Linked DNA regions of Homo sapiens: region 1 is linked to region 2. Evidence: chromatin contacts called from ENCODE Hi-C or POLR2A ChIA-PET data. All regions are on one chromosome and are shown on one strand. Each heading gives the region's core, a stretch centred on a gene start or an enhancer-like site at or near the end of the contact. The rest is flanking DNA. Distances are from core to core; before and after follow the strand shown.

Evidence for each region. A loop is a pair of places that touch in the nucleus more often than their neighbours do. ChIA-PET counts read pairs that join two places held with the same protein, here RNA polymerase II (POLR2A). Pooled maps may share reads with other maps.
Region 1: a loop to region 2 is called in a map of posterior cingulate gyrus, with 2.2 times the contacts of the local background. The contact joins the promoter of ZNF875 here to the promoter of LINC01535 in region 2. A Hi-C loop is called at or near these places in 1 of 168 maps with a recorded cell type or tissue (posterior cingulate gyrus) and 5 of 50 pooled maps. POLR2A ChIA-PET finds 5 or more read pairs at or near these places in 2 of 52 experiments (HEK293 and WTC11).

Annotation. Positions count from the first base shown.
Region 1 is chr19:37,330,245-37,335,898 of GRCh38, reverse strand. ZNF875 (zinc finger protein 875) reads right to left here and starts at 1,250. Exons shown (of 5, transcript NM_001353803.2): 1 at 1,117-1,250; 2 at 642-730. The coding sequence starts at 674. RefSeq lists enhancers at 1,086-1,185, 359-1,300, 1,396-1,505, 1,301-2,243.
Region 2 is chr19:37,250,624-37,255,888 of GRCh38, reverse strand. LINC01535 (long intergenic non-protein coding RNA 1535) reads right to left here and starts at 4,004. Exons shown (of 3, transcript NR_110719.1): 1 at 3,707-4,004.

The sequences.
Region 1 (5,654 bases), core at 1-2,500, 83 kb before region 2:
AAAATTCAGGTCAGACTATGTTTGGAGCCGAAAAGACCAAAGGGATTGTGACCAACTCAGCATTCCACTGGAGGTTATATGATTAAACGGTAAACTGTTTATCATGAATGCAGGATGTGAGCAAACGCACACTGCCACCAAAAGATGTGCTGAGAGCCATCACTGCCTGGCGCCTGGCTCCTTGAAGTGATCTACCAGGAAATCTAGCGCCTATTGTTGGAAGGATGCAGTCTTGCAATTGCGAACCAAACGGCCAACTGACAATTACCTGACAATCACCACCCCCTAACTTGTTATCTGTTTTACCAATAAATACGGGAGGGTTGTGTAAAGCTCAGGGCCCTTGTCCACTAGAGACAAAGTGCCCCCGACCCCTTCTTCCAAATATACTTTTTTGTTTCTTGTCTTTTATTCCTTTTGTTCAGTCCACCAGGTCCGTGCAGGTTACAAGTGGCGCCCTGAACAGCGACAGAATCGGACGCTCTACAAGACTATATCAAAATCCTCCTTGTTCTATGGACTAGGAATGACTAGGGCTAGGAATGACTTTGCCCAATACCAACAAGGCAGCCTCCAGGACAAGAAAAGGTAATGGGACCCATTCTGTTGACAGCCAAGATAGAATTACAGTTAATTCTCACCTCTTTTTTGGCTCTCAGGAGCCCTGTGGCCATTTTCCTGGTCTCCTGAGTGCTCTTCCTGGAGAAGGGCAAAGTCTCAGAAGACAGATCTGGGGATGTGAAGAGAAATAAGAGTGGCCTAGGTGGAAACACCCTCCCCACGAAGTGAAGCGCAGTCCGCTCCAGAGCCCCACAGTTGGGGTCTGGGATGTCACAGAAATCACCAGAGCAGCCAATTCCCATCCAGTGGGGGGCCAGGATGACCCAGCCACCCTCAAGCTCAGCCGCAAGCTCGGGACAGGGAGTGAAGCCCTTGTCCCCAAGCAACGGAGTGAGGGTTTATCTCTAACCCTGTGGGCTCGAATGAAAGGAAAATGGCCTGGAGGTGCCCAAAGGAGAGCGCCCTAGTTCTGAGATAGCTCTGCGGCTCCCAGCCGGCGTCCCCGTAACACAGGGACACGCAGAGGGGCATGCTGACTGCCTATAGGGCACTCACGGAACGCGGGTGCACGCTGCGGATCCTGAAGCCGAAAGTCAGGTAACAAGGTGCAGAGGTGTGGGAAAGACCTTAAGAGGGAGGCCTTCCCGGGTCCCAACCAGCTTAACGCGCCTGGGCCACCGACCGGAAGTGTTTCTGACGTCAACGCTACACACTGAAGGGTAGGGAGGGGAGCGGAAGTGACCGCAGAGGCCTCTGGGGATTGTAGTTTCGGAGCTACAGAGGCGGAGAAGTCGGCTTTGCCCACCACACAGGGTGACTGACATCTGCACAGCGCACACAACCAAGTTTACGAACCCACTCTTAAGATGCCCAAGTGACGTTGACAAGTTTCTCTGTAAACCAATGAGATCTGCTGACCGCGAAGGCATCGCGGGACTGCCGAAGGATTCTGCAAAATGTGGTCCCGGTGCTCTGCGGGTGGCCAGTGTGCGCTGACCTTCAAGGTGCGGGTGAGCTGAGCTCACTACGCAAGTCTCCGCCCTGATGCGCCCTTCCCTGAGCAGGTGCCAGGTCGGGACAGACGCGGCTCAGGGAGAGACGATGCTCTGCGGGAACCACCAGTTTGGAGGCGACACCGGCCCTTTGTCCCCTAGAGTAGGAGGGTGTACCAGGACAGGGAACCCCAAGGCTATTTTCGCGGAGAGCAGGATTGGTTTGGGGCAAACTCCCGGAATGCAGATGGGGGAGACTGGTCGCGTGTCCCTAGGATTTTAGGGGATGCAGACTGAACTTGGGGTGAACAGCAAAAGATCCCCTGGTGGTGGTGGGGATCCGAAGCTTGATCAGGAAATTCCCGAGGTTTTTATTGGAGGCTGGGGTACAGGTGCGGCTTGGAGGAAACTTCCGGAGGGTGGGGTGGAGGTGGGGCGGTGTTGGAAAGGAGGCATAAGTCTGACCGTTTTGTTCAACAGGGGTGTTTTCTTTTTGCATTGATTTTATTTTTAAAGATATTACATTAAAATATTGTTTATCTTGATTACTGAGTTTTTTTGGTGACCCTTTAAATTCTGTATCCACAGTCCCCAGCATTTACAGAAGTGAGGGCCTGGCTTCTAGGGCATCAAGCAGCCAGAAAGTCCCTTAGGACAATTGTTGAATTGTCAGTGAGTCATCTTTTCCTTTCCTGACTTCCTTAATATCCACAATTTCCTCGTAACCATCCCTCCAAAGCCACACCCACAAGGCACCTCCAAGACCTATCATGAAGCAGATATTCAAAGATTATTTGTAAATCTTCACACCCTACCCCCTCCAGAATGTCTTCCAACATCCCTTTGCCTGGAGAAGTAAAAAACAAGGTTTGCATGTTGGGTATCAGCCTCTCCCATTGAGAGGGTGTTTAGGAAGGAGGATCAGCCGAGAGCCCTATTCCAGCCCAGGTAAATGACCCGGCCAAAGATTTAATATCTATAAATGTAGAATGCTTGTCACAGAACTCAGTGGGAACCACAGTCAGGCATGGGGCTGGGATTTAAGAAGCACAAATGAAAAGCAGGGACTAGAAAACTTAAGAAAGATATGGTAGGGGTGGGGGTGGGGGTACAGTGAGGATGTGGGATCCTGAGATAATCCAAATCACTATGTTTAGATGTAGGTGTACAAAGGGAGTAAAGAGAGACCCAGGCTGATGGGGTATTTGTAATAAATCAAACATAATGTAACAGCAGGTCAAGTAATAAGGGGACTCTCAAGTGATAAGGATCAAGTGATAAACAGTGAAAGGGGCAGAATGAAACTCTACAGAAATTAACAAACATCAACAAGACATCTAGGAAAGCATTTACAGCTGCATTCATTTAAATGAAAGGTGATAGTTACTCAGTGCTGTGTGCCAAGTACAATGATACACTCTCACCTGAGTTACCCTTGTAAATCTGAACCACTTGTCATTATCTGTGCTTTAAGGAGTCCTATTTTCCACACTCTTAACTGGCTTGAGATGTGAAAATCCATCTAAATTATAAACGCAGTGGGGAAGAAAAAATCTAGTCATGCCCATCAAGGGAACATGTCTAGTTAAAATTAGCATAGATAAAAATCAGCAAAAAACAAAAAAGCAAATTGAAAAAATATTCTTTGAAATTAAAAGCCATACAAACCACTGTGTCACTGATGAGTTAAAGAAGAAACTGGCCTGCAAACCAGAAAATACACTGGAAGAAGCAATAGTTAAAATACTTCAGATCTAAACCTGTAGAATGAGGCTACCTCAGTTCCAAATATATCAGCTTAAAAGTAGTGGCAAAAAGAGCAAGAAGTTGGCCAGGCATGGTGGCTCACGCCTGTAATCCCAGCACTTTGGGAGGCCAAGGTGGGCAGATCACCTGAGGTCGGGAGTTCGAGACCAGCCTGGCCAACATTGCGAAACCCCATCTCTATTAAAAATACAAAAATTAGCTGGGCGTGTAGGGGTGGGTTGCCCCTACACACCTGTGGGTGTTTCTCGTAAGGTGGGACGAGAGATTTGGAAAAGAAAAAGACACAGAGACAAAGTATAGAGAAAGAAATAAGGGGACCCGGGGAACCAGCGTTCAGCATATGGAGGATCCCGCCAGCCTCTGAGTTCCCTTAGTATTTATTGATCATCTGTGGGTGTTTCTCGAAGAGGCGGATGTGTCAGGGTCACAAGACAATTGTGGGGAGAGGGTCAGCAGACAAACACGTGAACAAAGGTCTTTGCATCATAGACAATGTAAAGGATTAAGTGCTGTGCTTTTAGATATGCATACACATAAACATCTCAATGCTTTACAAAGCAGTATTGCTGCCCGCAGGTCCCACCTCCAGCCCTAAGGCGGTTTTTCCCTATCTCAGTAGATGGAGCATACAATCGGGTTTTATACCGAGACATTCCATTGCCCAGGGACGGGCAGGAGACAGATGCCTTCCTCTTGTCTCAACTGCAAGAGGCATTCCTTCCTCTTTTACTAATCCTCCTCAGCACAGACCCTTTACGGGTGTCGGGCTGGGGGTGTCGGGCTGGGGGACGGTCAGGTCTTTCCCTTCCCACGAGGCCATCTTTCAGACTATCACATGGGGAGAAACCTTGGACAATACCTGGCTTTCCTAGGCAGAGGTCCCTGCGGCCTTCTGCAGTTTTTGTGTCCCTGGGTACTTGAGATTAGGGAGTGGTGATGACTCTTAAGGAGCATGCTGCCTTCAAGCATCTGTTTAACAAAGCACATCTTGCACCGCCCTTAATCCATTTAACTCTGAGTTGACACAGCACATGTTTCAGAGAGCACGGGGTTGGGGGTAAGGTTATAGATTAACAGAATCTCAAGGCAGAAGAATTTTTCTTAGTACATAACAAAATGGAGTCTCCTATGTCTACTTCTTTCTACACAGACACAGTAACAATCTGATCTCTCTTGCTTTTCCCCACATGGGCGTGGTGGCCACTGCCTGTAATCCAGCTACTTGGGAGGGTGAGGCAGGAGAATCACTTGAACCCAGGAGGCAGAAGTTGCAGTGAGCCAAGATTGTGCCATTGCACTCCAGCCTTGGCAACAAGAGCGAGACTCTCAAAAAAAAAAAAAAAAAAAGCAAGGAGTTATTAGCTCTATACACTTTTTTTTTTTTTTTTTTTTGAGACAGAGTCTCACTCTGTCGCCCAGGCTGGAGTGCAGTGGTGCCATCTCGGCTCACTGCAAGCTCCGCCTCCCAGGTTCACGCCATTCTCCTGTCTCAGCCTCCCGAGTAGCTGGGACTACAGGCGCCTGCCACCTCGCCTGGCTAATTTTTTTGTATTTTTAGTAGAGATCGGGTTTCACCATGTTAGCCAGGATGGTCTCGATCTCCTGACCTCGTGATCCACCCGCCTCAGCCTCCCAAACGCTGGGATTACAGGCGTGAGCCACCACGCCCAGCCAAGCTCTATATACATTTATAGAAGAAACTTCTAATTTGAAAAACTCAAAGTTTTAAGTAACAATGATCACAAAAGGGGAAGAACAAACTTCCAGAATCTTGGGGACAGAGGGTGGTGTGGTGGGAAGAGAGGGAATTACTCTGTCACCAATGAGTCAAAAAAGTTATTAAAGATTAATTTTAAATGAATAAAACTAAAAACCAAGACTTACAGAATGAGACTAAAACCATGGCTGGAGGAAAACTTTTAGCCTGAAAGTAGCCTATGACTTAGAAATTAAGGCAGAAAACTAAGGAGTAAGCAGTTACCCTTCAGGTTAGAAAACCAACAGAATAACAGGAAATGAGAGAGGGAGGAAATAATCAGATGGGGCTGAGATGGGGGCTTATGGGGATGAAGGAGGCAGGAAGAGCACATTAAGTCTGTGCATAAAGTCACTCCCTAAGGACAGTCCCTGAGAGGAAAGTGGGTGCACAAGGATCAGGCTAGGTGTAAAAGGTGACAGGCAACCCTGGAGGGTACATTCAAGGGTTGACAGTGGCTAAGAAAACAGGAGGGAAAGTCAAGTGTTGAGCCTTTCCTGTCCCTAGCATGGAAGACATCAGGAGCTGATGAGTGAAAGTGATAAACACCATTCTCATCACCAAAAAAAGTCAAGTAT
Region 2 (5,265 bases), core at 2,755-5,254:
GGAAACATTGTGAGTTAAGTATTCAATTAAAAGAAAACATGATTCTACCTGGAAAAAAAAAAAAAGGAAAAGAAGCTCCTATCCTTATTGAGGTGAGAAAAATATCAGCACAAACAGAAGGAAATCATGCCAAAAAAAGTTACAGGCCAATTTCTAAACTACTGTTAGGTTTAAGGCAAACGAGAAAGTCCTGCCCTGACCAATGAACCAGAGCAGAAACTGTGCATTTCAAATACTGGGGGAAATGGACTGGGCATGGTGGCTCCCGCCTATAATCCCAGCACTACGGGAGGCCAAGGCGGGCGGATCACTGAGACCAGGAGTCCAAGACTAGCCCTGCCAACACAATGAAACCAGTCTCTACTAAAAATAGAAAAAATGAGCCAGGAGTGGTGGTGCACAACTGTAATCCCAGCTACTTGGAAGACTGAGGCACGAGAATCGCTCAAACCCATGAGGCGGAGGCTGCAGTGAGCCAAGATTGCACCACTGCACTCCAGCCTGGGCAACAGAGTGAGACTGTGTCTCAAAAAAAAAAAAAAAAAAAATACATATATACATGTATATATTGGGGGAAATGGTTGGCAGTGAGCTTGTTCTGTCCAGGATCCTTCTGATATATGGAAGAGTCTTTGATCCCTTCTCAAAATAATGCTGTAAACTACAGGAAATAAAATTCATAGAATTTCAAAGGAGACTAATTACTTAGAAATGCAGCTATTGGCCAGGAGTGGTGGCTCACCCCTGTAATCCCAGCACTTTGGGAGGCTGAGGTGGGCAGATCATGAGGTCAAGAGATCGAGACCATCCTGGCCAACATAGTGAAACCCTGTCTCTACTAAAAATACAAAAGTAGCTGGGCATGGTGACGTGTGCCTATAGTCCCAGCTACTCAGGAGGCTGAGGCAGGAGAATCGTTTGAACCCGGGAGGCGGAGGTTGCAATGAGCCGAGATCGTGCTACTGCACTCCTCCAGCCTGGATGACAGAGAGAGACTCCGTTTAAAAAAAAAAAAAAAAAAAGAAATGCAGCTATCAGGATACTTCAAATTTTTCTGATATATTAATAGGCATGTTGCTGTGGCAATTTTTAAAAAATGGCCACTCCTCCCTTTGAGAGGCAGAATCGATGTCCTGTCTCCCCGATCCTGGGTGGATTTGTTGTGTTACCTCATAAAAGACCACTCAGCATCTGCCCTGGGAACCTGTGCCACCTAAGAATTCTGACTACCCTGAGACTGCCAGGCTGTAAGGAAGTCAAGGCCACATGGAAACACTACATGTAGGCACTCAGTCCCAGCTGAGCCCCATCTTCCAACATCCCAAGCCAGGTATCAGATATAAGGGAACAAGCCTCCAAATGGTTCCAGCCCCCAGCTGTTGAGTCTTCCGTGCTGAAGCCAGACATCATGGACAGAGACAGCAGGCCACTCTTGTGCCCTGTCTGAAATCTTGACCATGAGCATGAGAATCCACAAACATAATGATTGTGTTGAGCCACTAAATTTTGGTGTAATTTCTTACACAGTAATAGTGCCTACAACAGCCACCTTAACATATTAAGTAACAATATCAAGTAGCAAGTCATCACTGGGAACTGTTATTTGGAATTGTCATTGGGAAGCAGTGACAACCATGAAGGCTATTTGGAGATGCTGTCAGATGACATAAAAACTGCTGTGGTCTCACTGTTAACAATGCCCCATACCCACGGGGTCTACGGCCTACATTCTGGATGGAAGGAAACACTACATTTTGGTTAGAGGAATGTGAAAATTTACATGGGACGGTCTCACAGGCCCCTAAACTTGGCTCATGGAAACTGCGGGTAATAAACTCAGAGTTAGAAGCAGTCGAAAGCATCAAGGCTGCTCATGAAAGAGCTGAGGGTTACGAACACAATTGTAGACAAGAAAAGAGAAAAGACAAAATGGTGGCTCAGCAGGGAGGTCACAGGGATAGCTGGTATTAGTTTCCAGACATCCAAGAAAAGGACACCCATCTGAGTAATGGATTGAGGGTCACTATTAAGATATGGGGAAATATCAAACGGAAACATTAGTGGCTAATGCTGGGCATTTCCAGAGCTCTCATATAACCACAAAAAACTTAATTTTAGGTACAATGTCAGAAGCAGAGGGGTGCTGAGAATTAAGGACAGGCCTATGAAGAATGTGGGGGCTGTTTTATAAAGCACCGAATCTTCACACCTCATGAAGTTAGCAACCTGGAGCCTATAGGAGGTGTCTCATTCACACTATGAAATAAATCCTGTGAAAGTAAGAGATCCACCAACATATATATATATATATATATATATATATATATATTTTTAGACTGAGTCTTGCTCTATGCCCAGGCTGGAGTGCAGTGGCACAATCTCGGCTCAATGAAACCTCCACCTCCCAGGTTCAAGTGATTCTCGTGCCTCAGCCTCCTGGGTAGCTGGGATTACAGGTGCCCGCCACCACGCCCGGCTAATTTTTGTATTTTTAGTAGAGATGGGGTTTCACCATCTTGGCCAGGCTGGTCTCAGACACCTGACCTCAAGTGATCCACCCGCCTCGGCCTCCCAAAGTGCTAGGATTACAGGCATGAGCCACAGCGCCCAGCCCACTGACTAAGATTTTAAAGGAGTTAAGAAGACAGAATCATTACCACTATAAAAAAAATCAAAACCCACTTTGGGAGGCCGAGGCGGGCAAATCATGAGGTCAAGAGATCGAGATCATCCTGGCCAACATGGTGAAACCCCATCTCTACTAAAAATACAAAAATTAGCTGGGCGTGGTGACACGCGCCTGTAATCCCAGCTACTCAGGAGGCTGAAGTAAGAGAATCACTTGAATCTGGGAGGTAGAAATTGCAGTGAGTGGAGATTGTGCCACTGCACTCCAGCCTGGTAACAGAGCAAAGGGAAAGACCTGACCATCCCCCAGCCGGACACCCATAAAGGGTCTGTGCTGAGGAGGATTAGTGAAAGAGGAGGGCATCTTTGCAGTTGAGGTAAGAGGAAGGCATCTGTCTCCTGCTCATCCCTGGGCAATGGAATGTCTCCGTGTAAAACCCGATTGTATGTTCTATTTACTGAGATAGGTGAAAACTGCCTTAAGGCTGGAGGTGAGACACGCTGGCAGCAATACTGCTCTTTAATGCACCGAGATGTTTGCGTACGCGCACACCAAAGCACAGCACCTTTTCTTAACCTTGTTTATGACAGACCTTTGTTCACATGTTTTCCTGCTGACCCTCTCCCCACTATTACCCTACTGTCCTGCCACATCCCCCTCTCTGAGATGGTAAAAATAATGATCAATAAATACTGAGGGAACTCAGAGACCAGTGCTGGCGCAGGTCCTCCATATGCTGAGCGCTGGTCCCCTGGGCCCACTTTTCTTTCTGTATACTTTGTCTCTGTGTCTTTTTCTTTTCTCAGTCTTTCATCCCACCTGAGGAGAAACGCCCACAGGTGTGGAGGCGCAGGCCCCCCCCTTCAACATCCCACTAAATAATACAACTGGCAAAAAGTGGGATTTTTAAAGGTTGGGGAGCCATATTAAACATAATCTAAATCAGGAGTTTATTTTATTTTATAAACCGAAACCCAGCAGTCACTCCCTCCCCTCAGGGCATTCTGCAACAAAACACCTGCCGAAAAATAAAAGGGTGTTTTACTTGAGTGGGCTGAAAAGTCCCCGTTTTTATACCTTTAATCTCCAGATCCTATGTGTCAGAGGTCGGGAAACTACATCAGCCCCAGTCCGGGCGCCCATGAGACCTGTGGACGGACGGGGAAGGGCCTGGACGCAGCCCGGGCCCCAGTTTCTGCCGTGGCGATGGCCGATTGAAGGCCAGGACTCCCCGCCGCTGACCCTCCAGTCAGGAGGGTTAGGCAGGCGCTCCCATGTTAGGCAGGCGCTCAGCCGAACATCCCAAGGTTGCGGAACCACTATACCCGCCGTGCGCCTGGATGGCATCTGCAGACCCAGCGTCCGCCGGGCTCCCGGAAACGTGGGGGCGGGCTTCCGGAAACGGTGACCAATGGGAAACGCGACCAGCTGACAGTCCTATCCAGGCAGCACAGAAAGAAGGGAAGGTGGCAGTCAGACTTAAGTAGACAGATCTTTTAGCCAATGGATGTGCAAGAGAGGGGAGGTTTGCTCCATGTTGGCCAGTAAGAAGTGCTTGGGCCGACCCGCCTCCAAGTCCTGGGAGGACAGTTCAAATTATGGAGGAGGGGCTGGTGCTAGGCAGCAGTGGCGAGGGGAGTAGTGGGGATTAGGGGGAGCACGAGATCATTCACCTTTGCCGCTCAGATTACCAAGCCTGTGACTTTGAGAATGGGTGTCTTCCTTGCAAGGTTTCAATCTGAGGCTCTTGGGAAGAGGGAGGAATTGGAGCCTGATGGAAGCGCTGGTGAGAGGAGCGGGTGTAGGGAGAGTGGAGAATGTGTCAGTCAGGCGGTGTCTTTATTCCTGGCACCTCACTTAGCCTGCCCTAGTTTCTCAGTCTATTCCAGGAGCATGCTCTTGACCCTGCAGGGGCCTGAAAGGGAATGTTGCTCGCCAGTCTCTGCTTCCTTGGACTGGATTGGAATTGGTCCCACGAACTTAGGCATTATGATATATTGTTGCGTTTAGATTCACTTGGTTTTTACATTGTGCTTTCTTTTCCCCTTTCCCTTCAAGGATTTAGAATGTTTTATTTGCTCTGTTTAATTATATATGATTGCCTTGAAGATTTCACCTTGAATTAAAATTACATGTTTTTGCCTGTCTTTATTAATATTTAAAAATACTAAAATAACACATGTTCATAATGAAAATGAAATATTACAAATAAATATAAAGGAAAGGCAGTATTCCCCCTCCAGTTCCACTCTTGAAATAACGAGTTAACAAGATGATGAGCATCTTCCCATTATGTTCTCCACGATTCATGTAAGTATTTACACACATACAGAAGCATATACAGTAGTCCCCCTTTATTCATGGTTCTACTTCCCACAGTTTCGGTTACCCACAGTAAATTGTGGTCTGAAAATATTAAATGCAAGATTCCCGAAAGAAACAATTCATAAGCTTTAAATTGTGGGCTGTTCTGAGGAGCGTGATGAAATATCTCACTGTCCTGCTTTATTCTGCCTGGGATATGAACACCCCTTTGTTCAGCAGATGCACGCTGTATGCGCTACCCTTAGTCGGTGAGTAGCCAACTTGGTTATCAGACTGACTGCCGCAGTATCACAGCGCTTGTGTTTAAGTGA